Linked DNA regions of Mus musculus: all the other regions are linked to region 2. A link is a loop called in an ENCODE intact Hi-C map of the cell type or tissue named here. Cell type or tissue: heart. All regions are shown on one strand.

Region 1 (8,000 bases), 66 kb before region 2:
CGGCACTCTGAGAGGCTGAGAGACGGAGGATTTGCAGGAGTTTGAGGCTGGGCTACGCTAAAGCCAGCAATAGCCACCTTCCTCTGCGCATAATGGATGGAAGGAAGAAGGAAGAACTGGTGTTTGAAAAGATTAAAGATGGAAACACAAAACACTGGGCCAGGCCTACATGCATACAGATCTGGTATGGAACTATTACTGCTGCTGCAGATGTATTCTGCATTTCAGGATAAAAGGTTGCTTACTCTCTCTCGTGGCTTGTATAAATATATCCATTGTTTAACTCATATTTTCCTTTCTTCCCTTTCCTTCTTTTTGTTTGTACAGGGATTCTCTAGGTAGCTCAAGGTGGTCTCAGGCTCATGGTCCTCTTGCTCCAGCCTTCAGAATCCCAAGATGATAAACCCTTAGATAGGACTAGAACCGACATTGTGCACACTCACTGGAATGACCTATGAGCATGCGTGCTTGCCCAGGTGGGAGGGATTTTAATACTTCACTCTCCCACTGACGGAATTGCAAAAGGGGGCCTCTTTAGAATCAAAAACCCACTTCTATCTTGAAAAAGTAATAACCCACTTCTAACTTGAATGTACTTATATTTTTTTCACTTTCTTTTCTCCTTTCAAAAATGGCCCCTGCCTGCCTTATATATCTGCATATCATGAGATGAAATATAGCCTTCCAATGAAGCTTGCTAACCTGGGCACACTGTAGTTCTTTAGCCATAGTCTCCCTCATGATGTCACTAAGGTCTCAACTTACTCTCCAATTCTAGACGTTGTGGCAGGCTTCCAGGCTCCCAGGCCAGAATCGTGGCTAATGGGTAGTGAGGAGAAGGGTGCGTGTCACCTTCCAGAGGTGGGACTTGCCAAACTACTGTGGATTTGCTCGAGAAACCCAAACATGGGCACAGTGCTGGAGCAGCTTGGGACAGATGGAAGCTTTTGCCAGTTCCTAATGTTGCCATTCACCCTCTGGTTCCGATTTCTCAGCCACTCAAGGACAGGATGAACTGAAACAAAAAAGACTTCTACAACTAATACTTTGTAGCACACACACACACACACACACACACACACACACACACACAAAGGTCAGAGTTTTCTAGGAAATCAAAGCAATGCTGGAGAAAGAGGGACAGAAGGGTTATTCTGGAACCCTCCACAATTCCAAACATTTCGTAGCAGAATTAAACGTTTTTAGAAAGTATGACAGGGATATTTTCATTATATTATCCCAGTTATCCCTCCTGCCCTTGTTTACTTTATTATTTTATGTTTATAGCTAAATTAATTTTTGCATTGCCAGAAATGTCCAGTTGTTCCCGAATGAGTGACAAGAGCATTGACCTTAACACAAGAGCACAGCGTATCCGAGATCCATTAGCACTTTTGTGACCGAGTGGCAGTGTTCTCTCTGTCAGTAAGTGGGACTTCACACTTGGCTACATCATGTTTTCTTTTCTAATCACTTTATGTGTGTGTGTGTTTTAAATGATTCCTCTTTATTTTCTTACTCCTATCAATATATTCTTCAGGGTAAACCTGTGGCTTTTCTTTTTAAAAACTGTTTCCCAGGGGCTAGGTTGATGCCTCAGTGGTTTAGATCCATACCGCTCTTGCAGAAGACCCAGATTTCATTCCCAACACCCATATCAGGTGGCTCACAATCACCTGTAAACTCCAGCTCCAGGGGTCTGATGCTTTCTTCTGACCTCCTTAGGAACTTGTACTCATGAGCACAAACCCCCAAAGAGACAACAACTCACCCTCTCAGCAGAGCTAATGCTCAGACAGAGGTCACACCCAAAGAGCCAGAGAGTGGAATCAGACAAGGGCACAAACATTGCTTCTTTAAAGCCACATCACATGACTTTTGATACCAAACATCTGAGTAGTAATCCTCTATTGTTTTATATCTGTATATCTGGAATTTAAAAGACAAGTGTTTATTGAACACTGACCCTGGGTCTGGTATCACTGCAGATGAAGGCAATTTGAGAGCAGTAGCTAAGTTGAAGCCAATGACCTATAAGATGACATATCAACTAGGAACCATATAGAAGGTGATAGAGCAACCAGAAATCAGAGATAGAGGCAGTTGGGTGGTACCTCTTCGAAGAGATCATATTTGTATCAACACTCCTTTGTGTGTGTGTGTGTGTGTGTGTGTGTGTGTGTGTGTGTGAGAGAGAGAGAGAGAGAGAGAGAGAGAGAGAGAGAGAGAGAGAGAGAGAGAGCCAACTGGTAACCACCATTACAGTAAAACATAAGCAATATGGAAGTAACTATTGGTTTGAGGTACTATTGGAAAGTGTTAGACTTGGTGATAACACAGAGTGATATTCTAGGAAATTTCCAAAGACATCTTCTGTGGAGAAAGGGGTAGGGAGGCAGCAGAACCAGAGGCCATCTTAGAAGCCTGTGGTAGTAGTGATGAACTAATGTGGTACCCAAGAAGGTTCATCTAGAAATTAAGAAGAGGATGGAACCAACGAAAAGAATTAGGTGTGGCGCTCAGGTTTCTCCCTGACGCCATGAAGTCGGGTGGAAATGGTAGCATCTTTTATTCATGATGAAGACTTGGAAGGGGATTAACACGTGTGGCAGGTGAAGATCAAGAATTCTCTCGGCTAAACCAAGATCGATGAGTCAGCCCAGGAGAGAGGTGCGGTAGAGGGTTCCGTGTGCGAGCATGGCCTCTGAAGGAGCGAGATTGGAGATATAAGCTAGCAATGTATCTATTTGGCAGAATTAGGCAAAATATATGAGGGTTCTAGAAGAAACTCTAGATCCAGGTGTTAGTGGGACCGTGCTCCTTCTAAGGATTTGGGGGAGGAAAGCCATTCCTTGCTTCCTTTAGCTCCTGGGGACTGCGTGCGATTTTTCACTTGCAGTCTTACTGACACGTCTCTTTGCACTCAACCTCTCTGGTCACACTCCTCTTCCTCCTGTGTTGATCGAACTCCCAGTATCTTCCAAGGACAACTTGTCACTCGATCTTATGATCCACTTGAACAATGCAGAGGCTCTTCATCTTGAATTACTTCATCAAACCTGCAAAGATGTCTTTTCCCAATCAGCACTCAAGACTCTTGAAATTAAATCTGTGGGTCTCCATTCAAACCACTAGGGGGCAGTGTGTCTCCTCGAGGTAAAAGAGCCAGCAACAGTGCGGGAGACTCCAGCAGAGAGAAACTGGGCACAGGGGAGAAGCTGAGAAAGCATAGCTGGGCAGGGCTCGAAGGTGACCAGAGAAAGGGCCTGGCATTCATGTTTCTTTTGTATTTACTGAATTTCTTTTAAACCGGAGTTGCTGCTGACTGTACCAAATATTCTTTAAACTGATATGTCTGATGATCTTAAAAGGCCTGTTGCCCTGCCCTGTACCTGCCTTGGGGTTAGCGAAACATTTCTGTCTAATCATTCACACATTTTTTTTTCTCTAGGTGAACACATGGAAACAGCAAGGGAAAAAAATAACTTGTTTCATTTTGTGCCAAGTTTTTTAACATAATAGCAGCCATCGCTCTTCTTCTGCCTCTTTCTTGAGTCTACAAAGGGGCCAACATTTGAAACCTATTTAGCAATTTTTTCTGGAGCTTACAAAGAACTTCCAAAGTTATATTTGGGGTTCGAGATTTGTCGGTGAAGTGAAAGGGGTGGAGGGTATCAGTCCTCCCTGACAGAGAAACAGAAACTTGGTCTTGGTGCAGTTAACCCACCCTTCGGGGAGGGGGTGGGGTGAGGCAGGGACCAATGTTCATCTGAACCTGTTGTCATAGTTACGGCTGCTGCTGCTGAAATGAAACACTAGGGCCAAAGCAACCTGGGAGAAAAGGTTTACTTGGCTCAGGTTTCTACATCACTGTTCATCATCAATGGAAGTCAGGACAGAAACTCAAGCAGGGCAGGAACTGGTAGGCAGAAGCTGATGTAGAGGCCATTGAGGGGGCTGAGCTGCTTGCTGGCTTGTTCATCCTGCTTTCTTATAGAACCCAGGACCAAGGCTATCCCTACCCACAATGGGCTGGGCCTTTCTTCATCAACCACTAATTAAGAAAATGTCCTACAGGCTTGCCTGAAGCCCAGTCTTATGGAGGCTTCGCTTAAAGATAAACTGAAACACATATCTAGAAATGTTTGAGTAGAAATATATCATTTGATAATGTAAAAGCTAGTACTTTGGAAACATATTTTAAATAAACATAAGCTTGAATGCATGACCTCAGAACAGCGGCAACACCCATTCCCCTGCACTGCAGAGCAGTCAGATCATTCTAATGACCAGGCAGGCATGGGGAGATTTGCCCTTAAAGATATGTAGGAGACTGGAGACAGTGCATCCCTAAAGCTGGTTGGAGAGCCACTGTAGATGGACTGGAGAGCTTCAGGGTCTGTAAGAGACCCTGTCTTAGAAAAGAAGGTGGCAATCAAGGAAGACCACCAGGATCGACTGGCTTCTGGCCTCCATGCATACATGCATGTGAGCACGCGCACACACACACACACACATATATATAAAAACACACACAAATACACACACATATACAAACACACACATATACACACAAACACACATATACACAAATATACACACACATATACAAATATACATACAAACACAAACATACTATGAACACACATATACAAATATATACACACATACAAACACAAATATACACACACAAATACATACACACACAAACACACATGTACACAAATACACACACATACAAACATACATACAAACACAATATACACATGAATACACATACACAAATACATATACACATAACCACAAACACAAATATACACACACAAATACATACACATACACAAATACATATACGTGCACACACACACACACTCCCTCTGTGTGTGGGCCAGGATGCTTCCTGCCACAATGTTCTGAGTTGCCTTGCTCACCCTCTCTTCCCAGCAACAGGACAGTGACTAAGAGGAACTTCCAGGTTTTCTTCTCCTAAGTCAGTAGTCTGACTTCTAGATGGGACACGATGACCAACACATGGTGTTCTAAGATGGTTGGAGGCTGCAGGGAGAGCTCAGAGAAGTTTCTGCATTTCTCTGTTTACACAAGTGTGGATGAGTTATGGACAGAGTAATTCCGATCCCTATCACATTTACTAACTGGATGGACTCAGAAATTGCAGACGTGTACGTTTGGCCTTCCCACCTCCCTTTCCCTCCCTCACATCTACCAACCTGCTACAGTCTACAGGACGAAGAAAACTCCCTGTGACTAGGTAGGTCTTTAAACCTCCCAAGCAGACATGACATTTTTTTTTTCAGTAATGGATTTTCCAATTAACTTATCTTGTTCACAAATCGAAAGGTAAGTATATTTTATACTTACACTTGAACGATTTAAACTAATACAACTTATCTCAAAATATTTGCTTTCAGACTATTTCTAAGATACTGGGTATCCAAGCTCACAGACGCTAATAAGCACACTGCCGATGAGCTATATCTGTGGCCCTTACAGTGTCTGAAATATTAAATTTCACTTGCACTTTCCCCAAGCCAAACTCCTCCACCAATCTGCACAGAATACAGGGATCATACCAAAGCCATATTGTGGTGTGGACAATCAGTAGATGGACTAATGGGAAGGCAACAGTCACATAGTTTTAAAGACATGAACAGGATGGAAACCATGCCCATCATTCAAGAAGACCAAGAGCACAGAGCCCTGAAAAAAAGTTAAAACAGAGGCATTGGGAATCGCTGAGGCCAAGAAATAATATGCAAATTGCCAATCTCTGCGTGTCCAACAAGCACCCCTTTGTGTGAGTCCAGAGTTAGCTCACTGCTGCTTCCTTCTCTCTGCAGAAGTTCAGGGTGTTTTGGCAGTACACATTATAACACATTCTTGGCTTCTCCCATCAGGCTTTGACAAGACCGAGCAGTCTCGGGTTCCAGTTCAGCCACTGTGACCTGCTCACTTGGAGATGGGAACCTGTCTTTGCTCCTTCTGAGACCCTCTCCATGCAACTGTAAATTAGAAGTCACCACACACGCTCAGTCACCGACAGGTTTGAGGGAGGACGTGACAACCAATGGGCTGTGAAGGAGCTTGAAGGCCGTGAAACATTTTATAAAATAAAAAAGGAATCAGGGTTGAGCTCTGTCATGGGCTACAGCCTCATGATCAACAAGGATAACCGGCATCCATTCCACTCCTTGAGATAACTGAATAGTTACTGTGTGCTTAGTGTGTTACACAGGCAGAGTGTTTAACAACCACCTTCAATAGAGAAACATTACTTGCGTCTTTTCAGTTTAAGAAAATAAAGTTACAATTCTGGTAAATGGAGCCGAGATTCAAGCCCAGATCTGAGACCCAAGGCTCACACATGAGCTCGGGTGGTGATGGAATCTAGCCAGTTTTCTCTGCACTGAGTCTCAAGGGCCTTTTGGCTATCAGAAGCACCTAAGCAGAGTTGTGCATTGGAAGGTCACGTGACTTTCCCCAGGGAGGAAGTGCCTGAGTTTGTGGAGACCTGTTATATGGAAGAACTGTTATGTGGAAGAGAGTCTCCAGGATCCTCCTGGGGACCCATGATGTGCATGTGCGCATGTGTGCAGTCCTAAGGCAGCTTTTAGGAGTGTTTTCTCACCTTCCACTTTACTGAGGCACAGTCTGTCTTGATTTTGCTACTGCACTGTGGACTCCAAGCTGGCTGACCTACGAGCTTCTGATGGATTCTCTCATCACTGCCTCTCATTCCACCGTAGAGGTGCTGCGATTACAGATGTGTGCCCCAGCATCCAGTTGTTTTGTTTTGTTTTGCATTTAATGTGAGGTCAGGAGACTGAACTTATATTACTGGGACTACACAGTGAGCTAAATACCTGTCCTTCTTAGTTAACTAGTTAATTAATTGGCTGTTTTATGAAACAGACTTCCTTTTTTTTAAAAAAAATAGGGCAATTTCTTTTCTTTTTAATTGTTTTTAAGATTTATTTATTTTATTTATATGAGTACACTGTAGCTGTCTTCAGACACACCAGAAGAGGGTGTCAGATCCCATTACAGATGGTTGTGAGCTACCATGTGGTTGCTGGGAATTGAACTCAGGACCTCTGGAAGAGCAGTCAGTGCTCTTAACTGCTTAGCCATCTCTCCAGCCCCAGCTGCTCAGACTTCCTTTTTTGTTGTTTGGAATATCTTTTATTTATTCCTTGACAATTCCTTACATGTAAACCATGCATTTTGAGTGCATGAACCCCTCCGTGCTAACCCCTCAGGACACCCCCTTCTTCCTTCTTCCCTGCTCTCAGAAACCCCACAGTTCCTTTCCCCCACTCCCTCTCCAGTTGATACTCGTCCTCTTTTTGTTGTAACAGTCCCTGAGTCCAACTAGTCCTGCCTGTCGTGATGATGACTGGTACAGTTGCCTTGATTTGACTCGGGTAGCCATAACTGCAGTGGCTAAACGGGGTTCTTGTAGCCCGGCTAACTTGAACTCATATAACTGAGGGGGACCTTCATTTCCTCAAGCTTTTCTACCCGGTGGCTGGAATTACCGGTCTGTACCACCACGCCTGGTGTGTATTACTTATTTGTTTGTTCATTTGGGGAAGAGGTTTGTGGGGTTTTTGATGGAGGCTCATGGTGTGTAGCCCAGGCTGGCCTCAAACTTGCGACGCTCCTCCTGCCTCCGCTTCTCTGGGCACGGTAGGAGTGTACCACTATACTCTGCTTTATTTTCTGTATTCTGGTTTTCTTGTGCCCGGGACCTCACTGTGACTGCCTTCCCAAGCTTAGCTAATCCTTGGCCACAGCAAAGTGTAGACCTCAGAGCGCGTGCCTCGCCTAAGCTATGGCAGACTCGGCTAAATTCACGGCAGCCAGCCGCCAATTGAAGTTGCTCCCTCAGGATGTGGTGGGACCTTGCGGATCTGGGTAGGGCCTACCTAGAAGACACAAATGGATGGGGGAGTGCCTCTAGAGGTTACACACTGCTTTTC
Region 2 (8,000 bases):
TGATTTTAATAAATTGTTTTCTCTCCTCTGTTGTCCTCTTTCCCTTCTCTCCACCCGCCTCTGTATTTCTCTACTTCTTCTCATCACTACCACATACTTCCATTTACAGGGAGCCCACTGTCTTAGTCAGTAATCTATTGCTATGTAGAGACACCATGACCAAAACAACTTTTATAAAGGAAAGCATTTAATTGGGAGATTGTTTATCAATTCAGAGGTTTAGTCAGTTACAGTCATGGTGGGGAGCAAAGCAGCAGGCAGCAAGGCATGGTGTTGGAGAAGTGAATGAGAGCTTTATATCCTGGCAGGAGGCAGAGTAAGAGACTAGGCTTGGCATGGGCTTTTGAAATCTCAAAGTCCACCTCCAATGACACTTCCTCCAATAAGGCCACGCCCCCCTAATCCTTCTAATCCTTCTCAACAGTCCTGTTCCCTGGTGAATAGGTACTTAAACACATGAGCCGATGGGAGCCATTCTCATTCTATCACACCAACTGACAAAATCAAATGGGAACAAATGTGCACTGTCCCATCTTTCAGGGAGTCCCAGCATTTAGCTTGGTCACTGTGGGGCTTCTTGTTCCAGTGGATCACTTATCTTGACATTGGAAGGAGAAATCCTCTATTTGTAATCATGACCTGCTCACAAGGCCAGGGACTCAAACACAGCTCTTAGCCTTTCCCTGGTCCTCCCCTTATTACTCTGAGACAGGATGAATGTGGAAGAGCTCACAGGACACACCAGGCTCTCGTCAGGTCTTAGCGGGCATGGGTGATCTCAGCTCTCTTCAGCAGGGTTTGTGTTTCACTTACATATCAAAATTCCCCTTGGAATGTTAAGCAATCTGGATGCCAGGGTCAACCTCAAAGTCACTAACTCAGGACAAGAAACAGGCCATAAGATTATTATTTTTTTTTTAAAGATTTATTTATTGTTATATGTAGGTACACTGTAGCTGTCTTCAGACACACCAGAAGAGGGCATCGGAGCATCGGATATCATTGCAGATGGTTGTGAGCCACCATGTGGTTGCTGGGATTTGAACTCAGGGCCTTTGGAAGAGCAGTCAGTGCTCTTACCCGCTGAGCCATCTCACCAGCCCAAGATTATTTTTTTTAAAACAAACTTCTGTGGTGGATCACCTTAATTTATATTTAGTCTGACCCATCTATTTGCTCATTACCTTTAAAATGTAAGTCAGTTTTTAATTGTAAGGTTAGCTTGTAAAAGAAAACTTTCTCCAAGTCTTTATAGAGAGATTTCTCCAAGGGGTTTGCCAAGAGACTGCCAGGGACCTGGCCATGTAAGCACATGTCCCCAAAGAGAGTTTGATAATGTGAAGACACCGACATCGTTTTTCATGAGGAAATTTGCAAACACACATACAACGGGGTCTTCTGTCTAGATAAACGTGCTCCAGGGATGAGTTAAGAATCTGCTTTCCTGAAGAGTATCCTTTGAGTGTGTGTTACAAAGGCTTGCTTTGCATTACAGATGTAGAGAAAAATACCAGTTACTTGGACTTTAAGTTTTTCAGTTTAAATGTCAATGAAAACGTTCACTAAAATTCTTCTCTTTTTTAGGGTTCGTATACTGTTCAGTATACCAGGCAAATGTTAAAAAATACTTGTGCATCTCTCATAAGTAACTAATTTTTTTACTAGAAAGATATTTCCTGGGAATTAAAAAGTAATTAAATTCCTAATCTTAATGATGCTGAATTTTATACTACTATTTCAGCCAGTTAGGATTTCTACATAGGATTATAAAATAACCTAGATGTTTAAATATTTTATTACAAGCTAAAGGGCATGATACAAGTACTCGCTGTAATTAAATTTTCCATCTTATACAAACGCTCCTACTTTTTAACTCTAAAATTAATTACTTGTATGGATTTTGTTCAGAGAGGATGTCATGTAGCCTAAGCTGGCCTAGAACTCACTATGCAGATGTGGATGACTGCCTTGATACCCCTGCCTCTTCTTCCCATGGGTTTTGTGTGCATATTCTTTATTTAGCTTGCGAGCTATCTTCTTCCACTTAGCTTTCAGCTCCTTTACTTACTCTCTCCTACTTGGAGGTCACTCAGCCATCATGAGAAAGACAGGCTACAGGCAACGGACATTCACTTCACCTTGTGAAGAGCCTTTCCTGAAGGTTTGCCCACTGAGTTGAGTTAGTGACTTAAGCTTTCTAGCTTTCTAAAACAAGTATGATAAATATAAAAAAAATCAAATATAATAAGTTTGAACCAATGATGAACACGGTCTGGGGAAAGACACAGTCATGGTTATCTGAGGTTTATACCTCATTTAACTCATTTTACAACCCATTAACATACGAGGAAAAAGCAGATGGTAGGGTGTGGAGTACCCACAAAACCACAAATTAAGCAAACATTCAAAGGTTTCACGATAGCATTTTAAAATTGACCCTAAATAAACTAGGAAATTATACAATGTGGTGTGGAGGAGTGTTGGGGAATGAACTCAGAACCTCCTACAGGTTCTGCCATTGACCTACATCCCCAGCCTCTGACAAATTAGATCATTAGAGTGAAGACCTAGTTGCTTTCGTAACAATCCTCTAAAGCCATCAACATACTGCCTGGATATTTTAGGAAAGATGATTTCTGAGGAATGTCCGCTCAGTGTTCTTTCTTGACCCTCACACAGCCTGGTGATTGAGAGATTGATGGAAGATGGCCCACAGGACCCTTCCCTCAGCAACTGGCTTCACAGAGTTAAACTAGCCAGTGCATCAGAGAACTCAGAAGAAACCCACCATCCACTGTGCCTTCCCGGCTTGGCCATGGCAAATCCTGTGCAGAACCACAGCTCTCAGCCACCCCTGTCCCCACACTGCAGTCAGCGGGCGGGGGACCCTGAAGCACATGCTGTTAGGACTAGTGAGTGAGTGAGCAACGGTTTCTTCCTGGAGTTTCTCTTTCCCTATCCCAGGCAACATCTCCTCTTCCATGGCAACTGAGTCAGGGCTGGTGATTGACGAGCCTCAGGCCGAACTGCAAGTAGAACCCAAATCTCGGCTGACAGGGAGCCAACCAACCAGCTACGACTGAGCAAATCTGCCTTCGTCTCCTAGGCCGTGCAATGTGCTGAATCTGGCATTCACGTTTTATCTGCTGTTGGTTCCTGGCTCCTAAAGGATTCCAGCAGAGCTCCCTTCCAATCCTTTCATCTCTCTGCCCTCCCAAACAGGAGCTCGAGGTGAGGACACCATGTCCCAAAAGAACTAAAAGACCTGGGACGTCTGAGGAACTTTCTAGATCTAAGTGGCTTTCATCTTCCAGTTCTGTGCTCACAACTTCCATTTCTGCACCTCTCACTAGGTGGCAGGATTCAACTACCAAAGAAAGAATGTTCCAATAGATGCTCGAGAGCAGAAATTTTCAAAGAAACGTCGGTCTTCACAGGGAACATTTATGAAAGGGAAAAAAGAATATAGCTACAAAGGCGGTGACCCATGGGCTTCATAGAGGCCTAGATTCATTTTAGCTATAGCTATGCAACAAGAAAGTAACCTTTGATGCCTTCCAATACTGGCACAGAATTCTACAGTTCCATGTTAACATTTGATGAAAAGTTTTTTACTTTCTTGCTTTCTAACTTCATTTTAGCTGAATGCCAGTTCGAATCTAAATGAGATTATGGGTATTATGCTAAACTGAAAATCAATCTAATGTGACAAAGATAAACAACGTATTAAATAGCTATTAGGTGCACCAGAAAGCTGTAATTAATGCATTGTAAAGAATCTGTGAATACACTGACGAGACTCAGCAGGCTGTACTTATATAGTTTATGCATATATATATACATATATATGTACCCATACATACATACATAAATACATACTTACATATTTAAACATTAAAGAAGAATCCAGAAATTGGGGAAGGAGGGTACATAGGCAGAGTTGGAGGAAGGAAAAAGAGTGGAGGGAAATAATGTAATTATATTTTAATAAAATAAATTTTTTAAAAAATAATAAAGTATCTATGACTATCTTGAGCTCTTAGCCACATGAGTATAGTCAATGGAATATACAGTTCTTTAAATCCTTAAAAGGCTAGTCTCTTAAACAGATCTCATGACAGTTCTTTATACCTTAAAGATTATTGCCCCAAACTGGTCCTTTTACGCCTGTTGCACAATAAATGTCACTACCAATTATTTGTTAGAGCCCACCAAATGTCCATGCCCAGTGGTTACGGGGAGCTGAGGCCTGTCTCCTCTGTGGAGAGTCCAGCAACACATGAAGGAGAGAATGCTATGGAAGCAGCTTAAGGTTGCTGGCTGTCAGATGATAATTAACCAGCCTGTATTTCACATGATAGGATTAGCATTCCCTCCGTTGATTGATAGCTAATTATATGACATATGGTATACATTTTCCCACAAAAATTTTTTTTTAAAGCCACATTCTCGATAAGTTTACCAACAGCGCAGAAGACAAGCAAATGACCTGAAAGACCATCAACAGGTTGTTTTCATCCCCCTCCCCACCTTCCCCGCATCCAACAGCCTCTCTCGGTCCTCCTACCTTTGCAACTTGCAAAGGCTGCTGCTCCTCCTTGCCTCCTTGCAGTCTGAACCCCCAGGGCGCCCCTCCAGTCATGGAAATGCAGATGAAATCTCCGGTGCCCATCTTCTCCTTTCAGTTGGGCAGCATCAAGAGCTTGAGAAAGCCAGGGGAAGCCGCGGTGCAGGAGAGGACGCGTCTTAAGCTGGGCTGGTGGTGCAGAGGGTGCAGGACGCAAGGCTGCCCCGCTGCCGGCTGCGGGGAAAGTGCGCGGAGGCCGAGCCTCCCCACCGCCCTCCCAGCACCTGTACCGCCCTCTCTTGCGTCACGCTCTTTGCTCGGCCCACTTTTCAGCTAAAAGGACAGAGCCTCGCACTAAAAGAAAAATCCCTGTTTGGGACAGAATGGGGCCAATGGAGAGCGGGGAGGACAACATTGCTCTTGCTTTAGCAGATTCCGTGCCAGCACCTGAATAGAACCGAGATTTAATTATTCTATAAATAGTAGCCGGGCTGTGGGAGTTTTAACCTCCACAAGTAAGCAGCTAAAACGTAAGCTCTCTCATTACTAGAGAGTTAGACTTTCTCAAAGAAACACTTCTATGTTTGCCACATTGATGAATGAGAAAGAAAAGATAAAACAAGTTTCGTTGCTGTTCTACCTGCTGCCCGAAGAAAGCAACCCTTTAAGGGGTGGGGGGAATAAAACAAGAGCATTTTTGAAAATGTTTTCTGAAATTGTGCTTTTCTGAACTAACATATGTTTAGAGGAGGAGAAGGAGGGCCTTCCACAGTAAACTATCTCCTAATAACTTTCTATCGCAAGGTTTAAGATGTTTTCGATTTTGCTGGTATTGTCTGAGAATGCATGCATACCATGTGTTTAGATCCAATCCATGTCCTGGCCCCTTTCCACCCCATCCTTCCCCTCTTCCCACTGCTACAACTCCCTTCCAGTTTCATGTGCTCATTTGTTAGACGACGGAGTCCTCTTGGTGTCACCAATCTATGTGGGTGAAGGATAATCTAGTGGTAGCCTCAGTGTCACAGCCCCTGAGGAAAACTGGCTCTCCCTCTCCTAACCGCCTTCAGCTGCCCAAGCTCCAGCCCCTCTTCCCCCCATACAAAGATAATCAACGTGATGCCTAAACATTTGTGCAGTCACCGTGACATGTGCTACAAGATTTCTGTCAGAGGATTCCTCGTTACCTACTGACCCACTAAGGCCTGGTGGGCCTGGAATATTTATGCCTTCCCAAGGCACATTATCGAAATGCCATCTGAGCAGGTGCTGACAGAGCTCTGGCGTTCCAGTGGGAGGGGCGGGGCAGCAGAACCAGCAGTGAGAGAGGATGTCCTCAGCCCTCCCTCTGAGGCATTTTCCACTCTGTTTACTAAAAAAAACCTCTCTGTTCTGAGGCTGAAGGTGGTATGTGGAGGCACTGCTGCTCCTGGCTGTCTACATTCCCTCAGGAGGATCACAGAACAGGGGACATGCACACCAGCGACAACTGTTGGTGCGCAGAGCTCAGAGTTGCTGCCTTTCTCAGTCTTGGAGCACTTGGGCATGCCTCACTGCTGGGGCTGCTAACACCAGGCAAAGATCACAGACTGCTGGACTTTTGCAGCAAACACATTTCACAGTGCTAGAGGGGTTACAGCTCAAATGTCTTGTGTTTGAACACTTGGTCTGGTGGCACCACTTTTGGAGACTGTGGAATCATTGTGACTGTGTCTAACCTAGCACAGGTGGGTCACCAAGGGTGGGCCTTAAAGGGCCATGTCCACTTCTGGCTCTGGCCAAAACTTTCTGCTTCATATCTGCTTCAGCATCTGAGGGGCATGGGCCATGCTTTCCTGCTGCTATGATAGACTGTATCCCTAAACCTGTAACCAGAATAAGCCTTTCCTCCTTTAGGTTGCTTCTGTCAAATACTTTGTCACAGCAAGGCAAAAGTGGGAAGGTTCTGAGATCAGGGTCCCTCTAGAGATGGGTGGTTCACAGTGTGGCTTGTAGTTGGCTCTCCACGATGTTTTCACAGTATCGGTTAGAACTTTTCTTATTGATATGACCAAATACTTGATAATAGTTAATTTAAGGAAGAACTGATTCCCTCTGTATTACAGTTAAAGAAGGGGTATGACTCCCACACTGGGGAAATCAGGGCAATAGGCTCATGAGGCAGTGGTCCTATTGTGGTCCCACTAAAGGAGCAGAAAGGAAGTGAGGTCAGGTTATAAAACCCCAAGGCCTGTCCCCACGGACCCTCTTCCCCCAAAACCACCAGCTGAGAGCCAAGTGTTCAGGGTCTGATGGGGAACATTTTACATTCAAGCCACAACATACTGTCTGTAAATCAGTCATTGTGAATAGGGCCCACTCTGATTATCTCATATCAACTAATTACCATTTTAAAGATGCACCTCCAAATATAACCACATTCTGAAGTATGGGGGACAGGATTTCTACATAGAAATTCAGGGAACCATAATTCAAACCTAAGAGTGAGGAATATAGAGGCAGGAAAGATGGCACCCAAGTTAGGGTCACTGGCTTCTCTGGCAGTGGACCCAAGTTCCCAGAATCTAATCAGGTGGCTCACAACTGCCTGTGACTCCACTTCCACTCTGTCTCCACAGGTACCTTCATACACATACTATACACACACACACACACACACACACACACACACTGTGCACACATACATATAAACACACTGTGTGTACACACACATACAAACACACTGTGCACATGCATGCTGTACATATACACACTCTGTATACACACACACACACACACACACACCTTTTAAAAAGAGTGTTACAAAGAGATAACTAAGCTAAAAGTTCATTTCTTTGCAATACATGAGAATATATAAAATGCTCCTTGTAGGATAATTATCAGAATGTGACACTTGAGTTTATTCTTCAGATTTTCTCTTTCTTGCTGTTCTAAGCAGGTATTCAGACGCCTGCCATTTCCCTGCCTCAGGACCATTTGCTGAGATGGAACAGAAGATGGCAATCACCATTCTTAGTTTGAGAAAGACTAGAGCTCCACGAAGTAAGTGTGTCAAATAGTCCAGACAGGGAGGAAAGGGAGGAGAATGTCACTGAGATAAGTAATAAAGCACTGGCCCTGAGCATGGCCTGCGGGGCTCTCTGGAAGCAGTGCCCACTGTACTGGTGACAGGGAGGTACGAGACAGGCCCCAGAGAGAAAGTTTCTGGGTCTTAGGAAGGATCCCGGGCTTCACCCCCTGCTGCATGAATGTTGTGGACACCGATGCTGGATTAATGACTATTAACCAATACCGTGGCTATCTCAGTGACTTCAGTGAGAGCAAGTGACAGGTAACCTAGGACTCCGTAGAACCCCAGGAGCTTTGCAAATCCTGGTGTCTCAGTCTGTTTGGGATGCTACAGAAGATGAACATAGACTGGGTGACTTGAACA
Region 3 (8,000 bases), 120 kb after region 2:
TTTATAGGAGTCTTACAAGAGAGGAACTGACCCAGAATAGCACACAAAGCCACAATCCTATGTTATTGGTCTCTGTTCCCATGTTGTTGTTTTCTATAACTCTATTTGTTGATTTCAGTATCTCTCTGCTTCCAGTGAAAGGCAGTAGGTGAGGTCACCACATCTTACCCACACATATGTTGTCCAAGTCTATGGCATGCATGGGTCACCAAGGAGAAACAGAGCACGTATGTCAGGGAGTTCATCAGATTGGTTGCACTGTTTTCATCAAAGGTCACTTAATTCTGTAAGCAGGTTGACTATGTGGTCATAAGTGACCTTCAAGCTCGTTATTAGCTTGGTTACGGGTTGGGTGAAGTCCGGTTTGTAAAAGCGGTCTCCAGGCAGCGTTACTCAGAACACTCATCCCTGCATGGTGGTTCCGCTTCAGTTCCTGGAGGAGCTCCACACACACTCTTCTCCACACTGACTGGCTGATCTGTATTCCTCCTAACAACGTACTAGAGGTCCCCTTTGTCCTCTTCCCCAACAGTACTTTGTTTCTCTGTTTCCGTTGTTACCTTGCTGACTGGAACGAGGTGCCATTTTTCACATGTTTATGATGCTCTTCGAACAGAATCTTAACCCACAGCGTTGTGTGTGCTTCTGCAGGCAGCAGAGTGCCCGGGGAAGCTCTTCATCTTCCATTCCTCTTTGCCTACTGCCGAAGCACCGGGGAAGCTCAAGAACAGAGACGACAAAAAGCTGGTGAACACAGACAAAGAGAAGGTACGTGGGGACAGCTAGCCTTGGAGGTATTGCTGAAGCTATGCTAGAAGGGGTCTCCCCCTTCATGAGTATTTTCAACGGTAAAACACTGAAGGATTTCATGTTGCTAAAGCAGCTGATATCTGACATACCTATAGATGATCAAATGACATCTTCCATGTGTGATCTATGAGACTGTTAGGGAAATGGAGGTGGGGGTTGTATGAAGTGGAGAGGGAAGACAGGTGCCCTGTGACCTCACTCACCAGAGGACGAGACACTCGTCATGAAGCAAAGGCACCCAGTGCTGAAAGAAGCCTTTGCTCCAACCTGAGACAGGACGGCCGCCATGAACAGCCTCTGACGGAAGATGCTTCTGACTGAATGCACACACCTCTGTCACACAACACCATCCAACCTATAGAGCTGCATGCAGGACAGTAGATTGACAACAGGGGTAGGGACAGCTCCAGTAAGGCTACTGGAGTATCAAATAACCTGAAGGCAAGCAACTGTTTTATTTCATTTGCCCAGTCTACCTATGCAGAGGGAAAAAATTCCATATTTTTCTCATTTAAAATTCCTAATTAAAAAAATTAATAGAAACTTAAATTTTAATAGAAAAAATATTGTATTAAATGGTTTTTAATACATTGTTGGCTTTTCTTTTTATTTTCTTTCATCGTTTTCTTTAGATACTTTTCCAGCCCCAAACAGCTGTCTACGAATCTCTGGCCAAAGACTGTGTGGCCAACAGCTGCTCAGTGACTCTGTTCCTCTTCCCCAGTCAGTTTGTGGATGTGGCTTCCTTGGGTCTGGTTCCTCTGCTCACGGGAGGAACTCTTTACAAATACAACGTTTTCCAGGTAAGCGGCAAGCCGCCTGTCCCTCTCAGTTCCTTTCCGGTTTGAGTCTTGAGTCTGTCTCTGTCTTTCTCCCTGTCTTTCTCTGGTGCTGTCTCTCACCCAGCCCCGTGTGTGTGTGTTTGTGTGGTGGGGCTTGAGTATATGTGTGCACACATGTGTTGCTTCAGATGGGCAAGGCAGGACTTTCAGGAGTCAGTTCTCTCCTGCATCTAGCTGGGGTCGAATCTTGTTGTTTCTATTACTCGGGCACTGGGCACTGACCTAGGCTGGCTTGCCTGGCAAGCTTTCTGGTGGCTTCTGTCTGTGCCTCCTGTCTTACCCTAGGAGTTTGTGGATTACTGCTTTGAGCTACCACACCCAATTGTTGTTGTGTGTCTGTCTCCTGTTTACATGAGTCTCAGGACCAAGCTCAAGTCCATAGGCTTCCACAGAAGTGTTTTTAAGGGCTGAGCCATCTCCCCAACCCAGTTTAAGTTTGATGCTTAGATCATGGGGTAAGAAAGTTGTGTCCTATTGTGGACAACTAGCAAAAGTAAATTCAAGCAATGTAAAACCACATGGGGTTGATTGGCTTCCCACTGATTTTAGGCACACATTGAGCTCACATTAGCCAAGTCGTGTACTTGCTGTAGGGGAAAGTCTACTTTATATTAGAGATACCTAAGATAATATTTGAAAACATAACTGCATGTTTGTTTTCATTTGATGAAATCTCAGGCAGGTTCAGCTGATTATACCCTCTACTCTTCCACATTGGACTAATATGCCTCCCCTGAATTTGGCAAAGGCACACACCCCAGTTTAGGATAGGCACAGTCACAAGCTTTTCCTGTGGACAGTTGTGCCTTGACGTCTTACTAAATTTAGACACAGAGAATGGGCATTGCCTTCTCCTGAGGAGGGGCCCGACCAGGTCACAGGGCAACTGATCATAGAGGGGTGTTTCCCTACCATGACAAATGCTCAGCCTGTTTTTGCTTATGAGTGATAAAGCAACAGCCAGTTGTATATTTGTATTAGAAGTTAACTAAGATTGAAGTAAGACCAAAGATTGAGAATGAAATACATTTTTTCAAAAAGCTTTAAGAACCCTTTGAAGACTTCTAGATAAATATATGTCTACAGATACACTTGAATATAAGGTCATAATGAAAAAATCCAACATTCGTCTGGGCAGAATTCTGAGTATTTGAGGCACAGTGCAAGTGTCTCAGCTCATTCTCCGGTGAGGAATATACACTTGATCAGAAACCTTAAAGTCCTGGCTGGGGTAGCTCTGGAGTCCCACATGGGTGAAGCTATCGTCCCTGAATGAGTTAGGTGCAGAGCGGTCCAGGGCAGTGTTGGCAAGGGCACTGATGTCACCGCTATTGATTTCATCCCCTTATGTTTCAGTAGTGTGCTAGTTCTATATAACTTTGGATATAAGCCCTTTACTTGTTTGTCAATATACCAAAGCATACTATTGATTTCATCGTGCTATTAAAAAAGACGTGCTGTCATAGTCTAATAGGAGAGACCTCTGGCAATAAGGAATATAAGATTTTATAATCAGTGTTAGTGTTATTTTGGATATGAGCTTTTATGTGCTTTGTTGTAGACTGAACCATATCTTAGCATTTGCGTATTAGCTTTAAAAGTAAAAATTGTAATAGCATCTTCCATTAAGTAATATTGCCGGGTGTGAACAACACAGGCAGGCATCTGGTGTGTACCTGAAGTATCTTTTATGAGTACTGTCTGTGATGCCTGTTTCCTTTCCTCTTCTCTTTGTTTGGGGGATTGAGAACAAGAGTCTGTGTGTATCTGTGTGTATCTGTGTGTGTGTGTGCATGTGCGCGCGCGCACCTCTCTGTGCCTGTCAAGCAGAAGTGTTGAGAATCTTATAAAAGTCTATCTGACCAGGTCAGAGGCACATCATTGGCTGCTGCTTGTCAGCAAAGTCATGTTTTAGGTGAATCTCAGCTCAGTAGCACATGATCCAGGACTCCATTAGTATTGCTTAGGTGTGGGCAGTGAGCAGCTTTCGTAAATATGCTTTAAAAGAGGAGTCAAGAAGTCCAAGGGAAGTGTTTTATTCTCTAGACTCTGTATGAACTCTGAGCTTCAGACTATGAATATGGTCAAATAAAAGACACCCCCCTCACCTACACCACCACCTTTACGGCGTCTTTCTGCAGCTTCACTGAATATGTTAAACCACGCATTGTTCCCTGTGTCTAACACTAGACCCTTGAGTGACTCGCTTATGCTATTGCTTCATTTGCAAAATAAATGAATAATCTTCCCATCCAAAGGTTATGAAGTGAATAAATAGGTAAGGGCTTTATTTATTAAAACTTAAGAGTCACACTGCCAAAGATTATGTACTTTCATAAGGTCATATATGTACATAAGATATCCCTGTAAGTATGCTAAATCAAAATATAAAAAGTGATAAAAAAAAATGAGTTAAAAGTAGCATTATTTGGAGTCTTTTACTGCCACCTGGTGGCCACTGATCACACTTTGTCTTGTAGATACATTCAGATAGCCAAAGGTTTCTGACCGACCTCCGGAATGATATTGAGAAGAAAATAGGCTTCGATGCTATCATGAGGGTTCGGACCAGCACAGGTAATCCTCACACACACCATTTCACGTCTTCTGCACAGTTACTGTGTCGTAGAAGAAGAGGCAAATCTTCCTTTGTCCCTCTGCTGTAGGTTTCAGGGCCACTGATTTCTTTGGTGGAATATTCATGAACAACACCACAGATGTGGAAATGGCGGCCATCGACTGCGATAAAGCCGTGACAGTGGAGTTCAAGCACGATGACAAGCTCAGTGAAGATGTCGGGGCCCTGATCCAGGTGACTAAGCCGCCAAGCGTGCACCTCTCTTCCTAACAGAACTCTTTCTCCCAAGCAGGAGTCCTTAGAGTACTCGCGCGTGACTTGCCCGTAGGTCAGTAAATAGGTGCTACTTATGTGGCACAGCGGTCAATGGCCTGGCCACCAAGGTGAAGGGTCAGGCAGCAACAAACTGCCCTCTGTGACGTGGCTGTGTCCAAGGTTCTTGTAGTCAGGTGACCCTCCCCTAGTTAGTTCATTTTAGTTAATTTGCCCTTTTAAAGGTACTACCTCCACGTTCTTCCCTATGCAAGAGCACACCAATTGGCTGTCCACTGCCAGACAGCCAAGTCAGAAAACATGCATACAAGTAACATTATATGTTATAGTATTATACTGGGGAATATAACACACACACACACACACATGCATATGTACATGTAATAACAAGTAGTGAGATAAGAGGCCATGGGTTTTAAGGAGAGAGTGAAGGAGTGAATAGGAGGATTTGGAGAGAGGAAAGGCAAGGGAGAGATGTTGTGAAAGGGAGGGAGAAATCTCAAAAAAGAAAACAAAAGGTCCTACCTCCAAATGAAGTCTTAGTCTAAGGTGCAGGGCTGGGGGTTTAGAATGTCAGCATATTGGGGTCACAGTGTAGCCTCTGGGATTCTGCTAAGCATTATGTCATAAGCAAGTGGGCTAGGACTGGCTTTGAGTAAATATCAGTTAAAGAAATAAAATAAGAAAAATCGATTTAAAGATCTGAGTTTTCAAACATCAGCTTTACACTGGAAGGGTGGAGAGATTGGCCCAGGATGAGCAGAGTTCTAATGCTTGGTTTTGAATCACAGGCGCCTAGGTAGTGGCTGGGTTCCAGCAGACCTGAGTGCACCGTAAAAATAGCTATGCTCTTTCATGGGACGTGATCTTGGGCAGAGCCAGGCATGCGTGCCGACTTTGTTTCTGGACGTAGGTCCATGGTAGTAAAATCTGTGAAATGCAAGTCAATGTGAAATGTGCACAGATATTTACATGTGACTGGCTTGATCGCTTAAACCATTGAAATGTTACAGCGAATTAATTAGCCTTCCCCCAGGTATCATTCAGTCTTGAAAAGTAACAGAGAGACACTGGGAATTTTTAGAAATCATTGATCTGTACGTATGATTCTATACACTTCAGCGGGATTAAATTAGCTTGGCTGGGTCTGGTCAGTAATACCCAGGTCTCCATGTTGTTTCTGCAGTGTGCTGTGCTCTACACGACCATCAGTGGTCAGCGAAGACTCCGGATTCACAATCTCGCCTTAAACTGCAGCACCCAGCTAGCGGATCTGTACAAGAGCTGTGAAACTGATGCCCTTATCAACTTCTTTGCCAAGTCAGGTAGCGTCTTGCTAATCTCATAGCTCGGTGAGTCAGCTGAGACTCATTGGGTAGCTAGTTAGAAGCTGGAAAATACTACAAGAACCAGTGAAATAGAAGGTTGGAGAATGGCCATCTCCTCTAGCCATAATGAGGGAGACCAGACTCTCTGGGGTCAGGCCACACAGATTTGGCCTAAGTTTTCTTGCTAGTGAGGTGTCTGAGGTGTAATGTAAGAGTGTGAGTGTGTTCTCTAGCACTGCTGACTTACGCCACTGTTGATTATCTGGGCCCTGATGACTAAGAAGCAGGATGGGTGATTTCTTTGCCCTTCTGAAAGCCTATACTTAAGGTATGGAAGAGAGCATTCCAGCCTGCAGAAGTCAGGACTTGGGGAGATAACAAACTGCTCTGTCTTTTCTGTGTATGGAATTCTATTTCTAGTCGTCTCAAGATAAATATGGGTCGCTGTCACCCTTTGCCATAATTAGACCAGTGTCCCTCTTTGCCTAGATCACACTACTCAAAAGAGGAGCAGCAGAGAGCATTATCCTTGTTTGGTAGTCCAAAGATAACAGAAACTGGTTCTTTGTTGTTATTCAAAGAGATCAGTTTCTAAAACTTTCTGTCTTTTCTGTTTGCGGTTTTGTGCTTCTAGCTTTTAAAGCAGTTTTGAACCAGCCCTTGAAGGCCATCCGGGAAATTCTAGTCAATCAGACTGCCCATATGCTGGCGTGTTACCGGAAGCACTGTGCGAGTCCGTCTGCAGCAAGCCAGGTGAGGAGGTCCCTGCTGTCCTGAGCTGTCATTGTGTGCAGAGCACGCGTGCAGTGACAGCCACAAATACACTGTTTATAAACAGAGAAATGTCACAATATGCTCGGATTCCCTTTTGTATATAGACCTAGGTATTTCGTTGTAAAATGTGCATGCTTAAATATATTTGAGGCATATAAATAAGGTTGCCATGAATTGATGGTATTAATAACAGTGGCTCTTTCAAAAGTAAATATGTTATAGCATAAATGATGAAATTATTTTCACTTAAAAGTTACATAGACCTGACTGCCCTGCCTCTCTCTGTGTAGACCAGGCACTCCTTGAATGTGTGGCAATCCTCCTGCCTCAGCTTAAACAGTATTAATTTCTTTGAAACAAGTGTCTCTGGGCATCCTGTAAGTGATTTGAACATTTAGGGAAACCTTGAGCCATTTGCCTTGCTTATCTCCTCTCATCACTCGCTTCCCCGTGTCAGGAAAGTTAGCTGCTGCTTTTCACTGTTGGATCCTGAAGAGCTAACTAATTTTGATTCAAAACGAATTCTATGAGCAACTAGTGGAAATTTTTTTTCCCAATTCTTTGTTAAAGTAGTTACTCCACATTTGAGGAAGCTGTCAGCAGGAAGAGAATACAGGCCATCTAAATTTACCAGCTGAGAGAAGAGGGCAAACATTTGTTAGACCACACTTTACAGGGAAGTCCCCTTTGGGCTACCCGAAGTGATTATTCACCCGTTCTTTTAACTTCTGTGTTGACAGTTATGCATGGCTGGTCAGTTCTCTTGATTATATGTCTGGGGAGGGAACAGAATCAGGGGTCCAGGTTACTGAGGCCTACCTCAGCACTATGAGACCTGTCTCCAAAAAAAAAAAAAAAGGAAGGAAGGAAGGTTAAGGGGATAAGAAAAGCAAAGCCAGACAGGCAGAATTGGGAAGTGTGCTTGTTTGAGTCACGTGATCCCACCAGGTGCTTATGGACTCCATCTTGGATGGAGTTGAGTCATGAGCACTTTGCACCCATCCATACTACCTGTCTTGGATTTCTGGAAGACACTCTTCTGCCTCTGGAGTAGCTCTCCTTTCAGAAGAATCAGTTGACACTGAGCAGGTATAGTTAGTGTCTTCTCTCAAAGTTTATTTGCTAATATTAAAATGGCTTGCCTTTAAAGACCTTAAATGAAAAAAAAAAAAAACGATCTTGCTTGTTTAAGGGAGAAAAGTAAAACTTACCATCTCGTTCTGGTTTAAAAGCTAGAAGACTTGTATCTACACCCAATCACCTGCTTTTATGGCTTAAATGTAGAGCAAACCATTGAGACACTTGTTTTACTCAGAACAAGTCAATAGAGCGGATTCCTGCTCTTTGAAAATGAGATTTTTCCTTTTCCATTTGAGCCTTTCATGGCACCCTTCA
Region 4 (8,000 bases), 140 kb after region 2:
AGGTTCACACTCCGACCTGGAGACATACATGCCTTGTCTTGCTTCTGAAGACACATGGTCAGGAGCCATCTGTAGCCGCTAATTTACATTATGATAAGCTTGGTTTTGTTTGAAATATCCCATGCTCTGCCTGCCTCTCCCGTTACCTACCCTGACGACTGCAACCACCTCAGATTCTGATCTGGAAGAACGAGATTTCATTTCCCCTCCCGAGTTCTGGGAACTCAAATGATACTTCATGTTATTTTTTAGAATTTAAAAGTAAGGGGAAAAACTCTTCTCTTTTTAGTGTTTCAACAAGAAAACATTAAAGGCCCAACACAGTGACCACCTCTCTAATTCTGTTCTACCCGGGTTCCCAGCCTCCTGCTGCCGTGCAGCCATGACAGGGAACACAGCACCCACTCCTGCCACTCCTCTGAGATGCCGAAGCCTCTGCGCAGCCATTTCCAGGAAGCCAAAGCCTTGACTGGAATCAGTCAAGTCAGGTCGGGGTGTTGCGCACACGTGACTCACCCACCCTGAGCAAAAGCTCAGTCTGTGACAACTGCCAGTCCCTGGGGTGGGGTGGGGTGGCTAAGATCTTTCTGGCAGCATGAGAAACTAAAGCAAAGTACAAGCTGGGAGTGAGCTCTGAAGCAAGTCTCCACTGTGATAAAGATGCAAGTGTAAGAGCTACCGAGGAGTAAAGCCGCCTCTGTGCGTGCCTCCACGGCCCCCCCTAAAGCCACCTCTCTCTCCTCGGAAATTGGATCGGTTTCTTTCCCGACCACGGCCAGCAGATGTTCCCCCCCTTCCTCCACCTCTGGGAGCTCCACCCCCACGGTCAGACTTGGACTTGGGAGGAGGTGACTTCGGTCGAAGCCTCTCGATTTCCTCTGTACATCCGGTCAAGTATGAGTTGGGGGCACTGAAATACGATGCATATGTTTCTGCATTGTAGTTACTGTTTGTAAGCGTTGGTCCAACTGTGAGCCAGCCTGAAATAAAGCGGGGAAAACAGAAAATATTTTCCATCTCCTTCCTCTTTTGGTGGTCTTTAGGGGCTAGTTCAAATCCTTAACACACTCTCAAAGATGGCTCAGTTACACACACAGCCATCACCTCTGGTGTAGAACATACAACATGCATGTCCTATTGTAAAAGGTCCATATGCACATACCTTGTTTCTCGTTCTAGATTATAGCTTTTGTTACATATCATCCTTATTGTTCCTCATCTATGTATTGTGTTGTTAGAATACCACTTAGAAAAGATATTTTAATACACAATGTTTGGGTTGGGTTAATAAAGTATATACATATATCTTCCCTACTTAAGAAAATGGGACGACTGTTTTTCTCATTTCTCATTTGAGGAAAAAATGTGCTTTTCTCTTATACAAATATCCAAATAGCCATGTTGCCCTCCTCATGCCATCTTTCCGTGGGCAATGGCTTTTCTCACAAGAAGATAACACTCACAGCTAAGGCTATGAAAAAAAATGCACACCACCATTAATAACTAAGCAAACAAAAGCACAATGAGGTATCATCCGCTGCAGTCAGAATGGCTATGATCACAGGAAAAAGAACTAGTATGGCTGGAGAGGCTGAGGAAGGGGAGCTCCCACAGCTACTGATGGGAAGGCCGATCAACACTTACTATGGAACACATTACGGAGGCTCTCAAAGGACTAGAAAGAGGACTTCATACGATTCAGAGACCCTACGCCTGGGGTACATATCTAAAGGAACTAAAAGCAGCCTGTAGTACTATTCACACAAGCAGGCTACGGAAATGACCTAGGTGTCCACTGATGGAGGAATGGATAAACTGAATGTCATATATTCTGTTATTGACTGTAATGGGACTAGAAGGCTTTATGTTAACTGAAATAAGTCAGGCAAAGAACACACACCACAAATCCTCATTTACAGGTAGAAACAAAACGTGCATATGAAGGATGCAGAGACTACAGCACTGGTTACAAGAGGCCAGGTAAGAGTGAGGGGAAGAAGGCCGCAGACCAGACAGTGAGGAATCCAGGAAACAGCAATGCACAGCTTAGCTGAGTAATAACTGAATACTTCAAAAAGCATAGATTTTTAAATGTCCCCAATACAAAGAACTGAGGTGACATAGTCAACATTACCCTGACGTTACTATACACAGGCAAAGAAACATCACAATGTACCCCAAAATTCGGATAATTAGGAGGTGCCAAAAACTAAGTGGAGTAGGGAGGACTTTTAGGCAGAAAACGTTTTCAGTGTACTATTACAACGGTTGGATACACTATAACCAACTTATATAAATCCACAGACACCGCCAATGTCAATTCTAAGATAGACTTTGTATAGTTATGTGAGAAACAATGATAATGGGGGGTAATGCATGTGTGGGGCAGAGAGTGCATGGGAATTCTTTGCCTTCTCAGTTTGCTAAGATAAAATTGCTCACATGTGAGCTAGAAAAAAGAGGAATTAAATACATAAGACTTCTATTTTACACAGGCTACGTCCTATAACTTAAAATCCACATCTCAAGGAAAAAACTGTCTTTTATCAAAACTGAGGTCTCACCTGGCCTGATAGTGCTATCTCTCCCAAAGAGATGAAGGCGTCTTCTACCAAGACAAAAATGTTCTATTATATGAAAAATTTCTACTGGTTTTTCTATATTGCCAATCTCAGGTTCTTCTGTGATAATTAAGTCAATGTCAACATTAGCATGAATGAAGTCCCCGTCTGTGCTTCGCTTCACGGTTCCTTTGATCCCCATCAGGCAATGCTCCTGTGACAAAGCACACCGATGGCTCTCATTACCAACAATCAGGATCTCACAGCATTTACCAACTCTAAACAGTTCTAAAACAATCCTTACTTCTATGGATTGTCGGGATATAGTTTAGTGATAAAACTATGACAGGAAATCCTAGATCTCTGGCTTTCAGACAACTGCCAAGAAAATGGGAAAAACATTTTTCCCTTCTACAGTCACTCAAATACTTTTAAAATCCTACTTCACTTCCAACGCAGGTATGCAGGATTTCCCACACCACGTAATGTTGCACTTCCCACTGTAGTTCTGTTCCACATGGGCTCAGCTATGACACAATCTACCCACCCCACCTTCAGGGCATACACTTATCACCAAGCAGCTATAATTGTGGGGCTGCAATGGCCCTCCTGGGCTCACACAGTTAGGACAGGTGCTGACTCTAGCATGTTTATAAAAGGCCGACAGGAAGGACACACGTGGTGAGTAAGCTGCAGGGAAAGGAGGATGGGATTCGAGGCTGGCTCCAGGCACACCTCTCTCAGAGCAATTCCAGCTCCACCAACCGGGGATTTCCTACATGCTGTCATGTAAATGATCGAGTCCAAGGAAAACTTAGGAAGACAGACGCGCCCTCTAGTGGCTTCCAAGGTGTAATGTGCAAAAGCTCTTTCAGCTTACACTAGTGAGACAGTCATGTGCAGCAGAAGCCCTTAGTGGTTCTTGCATGGGAAGACAAGGTGAGAGCAGGCAAGCATGACTCTAATGGTCGGCTACTGAGTTCCGCTGTCAGTTCTTCCTCCTAAGCGTGCAGAAGGGAAGCTTCTGAGCGTCAGGTGGACCAGAGCTAACTAACTTGGAATTATGTCAGCTTACAATATACAGAAAGCCACTGTCTAGCACAGTGTGCACTGGCCCAGGACTGGGAAGGAGACACTTTTAAGGTATCTTGGGTATACTTCTGTAATGCTCACACTACTTTACTAGCATAAAAGCATTATTGCTGAAATAAATTTCACAGTATATAGTAATATAGAAAAGTTTAAGAGAATAATAATAAAGAAAACAAGATAAAAAAGACAATACCTTTGTTCTCTGGAAAACTGCCTTTGGATCTAGAGTCTTTGTCTTTCCAGGATTGTTTTTATTGGTTTTAATCCAACAAATATCTTCACATCTTCTGTAACCCCACTTTCGCAAGCACTAGAAATAATTTCAAAATTAAATCTTAAAAAAATAAAACAAAACAAAAACTTAATATAACCAGAATTAAGAAGTTCTATAGCGCCAACCATTGGACTAAGAACAGGGTCACAGACAGAGGAGTTGGAGAAGGGACTGAAGCAGCTGAGGGGTTTGCAGCCCATGTAGGGAAGAAACAGTGTCAACAGGCTAGAACCTAGAGCTCCCGGGGACTAGAACACCAACCAAAGAGTACACATGGAGGGACTCATGGCTCTGGCCACATATGTGGCAGAGGATGGCCTTGTTGGACATCAGGAGGAGGAGCAGCCCTTAGTCCTGTTGGGATTCAATGCCCAGGTGAAGGGAATTCCAGGGCGGGAAGGTGGGTGGGTGGGGGAGCACCCTCACAGAGGCAGGGGTTGGGGATATGGGACGGGGGGCTCTGGAGGGGAGACCTGGAAAGGGGATAACATTTGAAATGTAAATAAAGAAAATATCCAATAAAAGAAATAAAATAAACTAGAATAAAAGTTTTATAGAGGGGAACCAACAATTTCAGAGCAGACACAAAAGAAATATAGGCATAATACAGATGTTAAATAAGAAATGTTAAATAAGAAATATAAGCATAATACAGATGTTAAATAAGAAATGTTAAATAAGAAATATAAGCATAATACAGATGTTAAATAAGAAATGTTAAATAAGAAATATAAGCATAATACAGATGTTAAATAAGAAATATAAGCATAATACAGATGTTAAATAAGAAATGTTAAATAAGAAATATAAGCATAATACAGATGTTAAATAAGAAATGTTAAATAAGAAATATAAGCATAATACAGATGTTAAATAAGAAATGTTAAATAAGAAATATAAGCATAATACAGATGTTAAATAAGAAATATAAGCATAATACAGATGTTAAATAAGAAATATAAGCATAATACAGATGTTAAATAAGAAATATAAGCATAATACAGATGTTAAATAAGAAATATAAGCATAATACAGATGTTAAATAAGAAATATAAGCATAATACAGATGTTAAATAAGAAATATAAGCATAATACAGATGTTAAATACATCATTTAGTTATTTGCATGTTACTTTTCTTGTCACTGTGACTAAATATCAGATATAATGTTATATCACCTCAGTGTTATATAATTCTTGGTATTTTTAAGCTAGTCAAAAAAATGAAGGAGGCAAAAGCACACTAATCTTTGTAGCCTTTATGTTCTTTTCCTAATTAACTTAAGAATCCACCTGAAAAAAAAATTAAGAACAAAACACAAACATCAACTTACTACTCTCCCAAGGTCCAATCCTTCCCCAGAACCGCACCAGAGAAATATAAATGACCGAGGTGCTGCAATCTCATCGATTTCTAACTTCATAATCTAGAAGAAGATCAAAATAATATAGCACCAAATGTGTCCCACTTATCATAAATCCAAACAATAACTGTTGAGACTTAATAGGGTCTCTACAAATGTATTCTTCAGATATTCTAGGAAATAGCATAGAAAATAAACTCTATGCCTGAAGTTATTTAGATATGCTGTTTGTTATTCTATCAACAATCAACACACATACATGTACAAAAAGACATATACATATACTTGTTTTCTTAGGCGTTCAAAAAAAAGTACATTTACAGAATGATGGAATTTTCTACAGAGCTAATAAAAGCAGAGATAGTAAGAGGTTATTAGAGCCCAAAGGTACAGACAAAATGAAATGTCATATGCCTATAGCCACAGACAGTTTGGGGTGACTGAGGTAGGAGGACCACTTTTGTCCAGGTATCTGCACAACTCTTCTCTGACCCGTGAGTATCCCCAAGTCTCCTGCCTTCCCACGGTTCACACTTACTGTCCTCTAGTCCAGCCCTCTTGCCAATCAGATGATCTCACTAATCTCATTAAAACCTTCAAAACCTTAATTAATGGCTGTCAAACAGAAGACTAAGCTCCTAAGAAACCACAGTGAAGTGTACTCATAACCCCGCTTTCTGGACAAATAAGCGTGTACTCTCTGGGAGGTAAATACGCCATTACAGTGTGTAGCGTTTCACCGTACATCATCCCAGGTCCAGCATTTCTCATTCGCAGTGATGCCAGTCTCTCTATAGTATTCTTCCAGAGGGGGCTCCAGGAGAATCACATCAAATTTGGGTGTCAATTCTCTGATGTCAAAGGCTTCTATGTCTGCTTGTAAGTACCTAGTAAAAGGGGGAAAGGATTTTGAAATATCTCTGGTGGTAATGAAGGAAATTCATTACCCAATATTATTTGATAATTATTGCTAAACATTATTTTCAAGATAGTCATGATCTAATTACTAGTTAGTTTTTTTCTAGTACATCTTTTGTTTACTGCAGACTTTATATCACTAATGTCTTCCTTAGGACATGGAGATATTTACAACAAAGGAAAAAAACATGTATACCCAGAATAAATTCTTCACTTATATTTACACTGAAAATCTACACTCATGCGATATCTAACCTATTTTAACTTTTATATTATATATTATTATTATGAAAAGAATATCATTATTTAATTAGGTTAGAAAAATGACATCTAAGTTCCAAATTCCTCCTTTAGGAATACAGAATTTCTAAATATGGACCCGATTTCACTTTATTAGCTTGTTCATTAATAAAAATATTTATATTGACAGTGTTTTTACACTACCTAATGAGATTTACTACTAGCCTTTGATGAAGTTATTTTCACACAGTATGGAAGTTTTAAGTTCAAAGACACTTTGGAAGAAAACATTTATTATTACTGGGTGGTGTACAGGCCATGATATGCATGTGGTGGTCAGAGAGCAACTTTGTGCAGTGAGCTCTCTCCTTCCACCTCTATCCAGGCTGTGGGCTTTGAACTCATATCATCAGGCATGCAGCCCTGGACAAGAAGCTTTCTCACAGCCGGCTATCTCACCAGAACCAATCCAAGATACTTTTTTCTTTTGTTTTTAAGGCTTGGGGGCTTTTAATGCTTAAACTGAAAAGTCACAGGCTATAATGAAGTCATCGTCATCTCTGAAGGCAAGAATTTTCCTGTCATCCAGCTCACAGGGAGAGCACCAGACTTGCCCCCAGCAAGCTCTACTGAGTGCCCAGGAAGTATAGTGACTCCCTAACGCTGAAGAAAAATGCAAGACACGTATAGCAAAGCACCATGAGACAGGCGTTTGCAAGGCAGTTTCAAGTGTTCCCAGTCCCAGGCATTTGCAAGGCTGTTTCAAGAACCCCCAGCCCCAGAAGAGGGCATCTCTACTTTATAGACTGTGCGTCAGAATTCACAAACCTCCTAAACTACCTAGAAAGTTCAATGACAAGCCACTATAGACTTAGCACCAGTTCCAAAATAATGTATTTTACTAAAAATAAGAAAGAATAAAATAACAGCGTAAAGAGACTGATCATGTAAGTCAGAGTTGGAAAGAAAAGGCACTGAACTACTTACATGGGAGGAGTGTTTGACTTAGCTATTAACTCATCCTTTAGTCTGATGAGTTCCCTAAGTTTAGGGTATTCTTCAAATCTGTCAGCTAAACCTAAGGAGGAAAAAATAGTCAATTCTCAACTTTAGTTCAACTGAGGTTAACACTAATGAACACAAAGCTATGAGTCTCCTTTGCCATCACTTTAAATTAGAATTAGTAGTTCACTTTTACTTGCTTTCCACACATAACAAACACTGATAAGAAGATAAATGATATAAATACCTTAACTTAAAAACTAAAAGTATGGGAGCAGGGGAGACGGATCAGCTGTAAGAGCCCACTGCTGCTCTTCCAAAGGACCCAAGTTTGGTTCTCAGCACTCACATCGTATGGCTCATGACTTCCTGTAACTCCAGGTCCAGAGGATCTGACACCCTCTTCTGGCCTCTGAGGGCACATGCACCCATGTGAACACACTCAGGCATATACACCGAATTAAAAATAATAAATATACTTTGAAAAGCTCAAAGCCGTTAACAGGAAGAGTAAAAATAGAAACAAATCATAAAGCCCCCTCAAGTGGTGA

The links. Hi-C counts contacts between places; a loop is a spot of excess contacts. Peaks named below come from ENCODE experiments on the same cell type or tissue, not always from the same donor. Only the 100,000 strongest peaks of a DNase experiment are listed, where the experiment ranks them.
Region 1: a loop joins it to region 2, with 6 times the contacts of the local background. A loop is called at or near these places in 14 of 42 quality-filtered maps.
Region 3: it touches region 2 in a loop (6-fold over the local background); 17 of 42 quality-filtered maps call a loop at or near these places.
Region 4: it touches region 2 in a loop (2.6-fold over the local background); 4 of 42 quality-filtered maps call a loop at or near these places.

What each region holds. Positions count from the first base shown.
Region 1 is chr3:123,165,830-123,173,829 of GRCm38, forward strand. All of the region lies in intron 1 of Synpo2 (synaptopodin 2), which reads right to left. Among named protein-coding and RNA genes, the nearest start is that of Synpo2, 66 kb to the right of the region's middle. In heart, a CTCF peak has its summit at 3,132 (motif pointing right); a DNase peak (open chromatin) is centred at 3,192; H3K27ac peaks cover 1,677 bases.
Region 2 is chr3:123,231,336-123,239,335 of GRCm38, forward strand. Synpo2 (synaptopodin 2) reads right to left here and starts at 4,814. Exons shown (of 5, transcript NM_080451.2): 1 at 4,568-4,814. The coding sequence starts at 4,672. In heart, a CTCF peak has its summit at 3,352; DNase peaks (open chromatin) are centred at 2,986 and 4,856; H3K4me3 peaks cover 3,472 bases; H3K27ac peaks cover 3,424 bases.
Region 3 is chr3:123,349,258-123,357,257 of GRCm38, forward strand. It overlaps Sec24d (Sec24 related gene family, member D (S. cerevisiae)), which reads left to right. Exons shown (of 23, transcript NM_027135.2): 14 at 652-768; 15 at 1,443-1,613; 16 at 4,133-4,229; 17 at 4,319-4,464; 18 at 5,690-5,828; 19 at 6,466-6,584. Among named protein-coding and RNA genes, the nearest start is that of Mettl14, 33 kb to the right of the region's middle. In heart, a CTCF peak has its summit at 4,118 (motif pointing left); DNase peaks (open chromatin) are centred at 2,464 and 5,314; H3K27ac peaks cover 3,395 bases.
Region 4 is chr3:123,368,711-123,376,710 of GRCm38, forward strand. It overlaps Mettl14 (methyltransferase like 14), which reads right to left. Exons shown (of 11, transcript NM_201638.2): 6 at 7,435-7,525; 7 at 6,035-6,176; 8 at 5,260-5,352; 9 at 3,847-3,963; 10 at 2,565-2,775; 11 at 1-980. The coding sequence ends at 676. Among named protein-coding and RNA genes, the nearest start is that of Mettl14, 13 kb to the right of the region's middle. In heart, a CTCF peak has its summit at 3,409 (motif pointing left); DNase peaks (open chromatin) are centred at 651 and 3,391.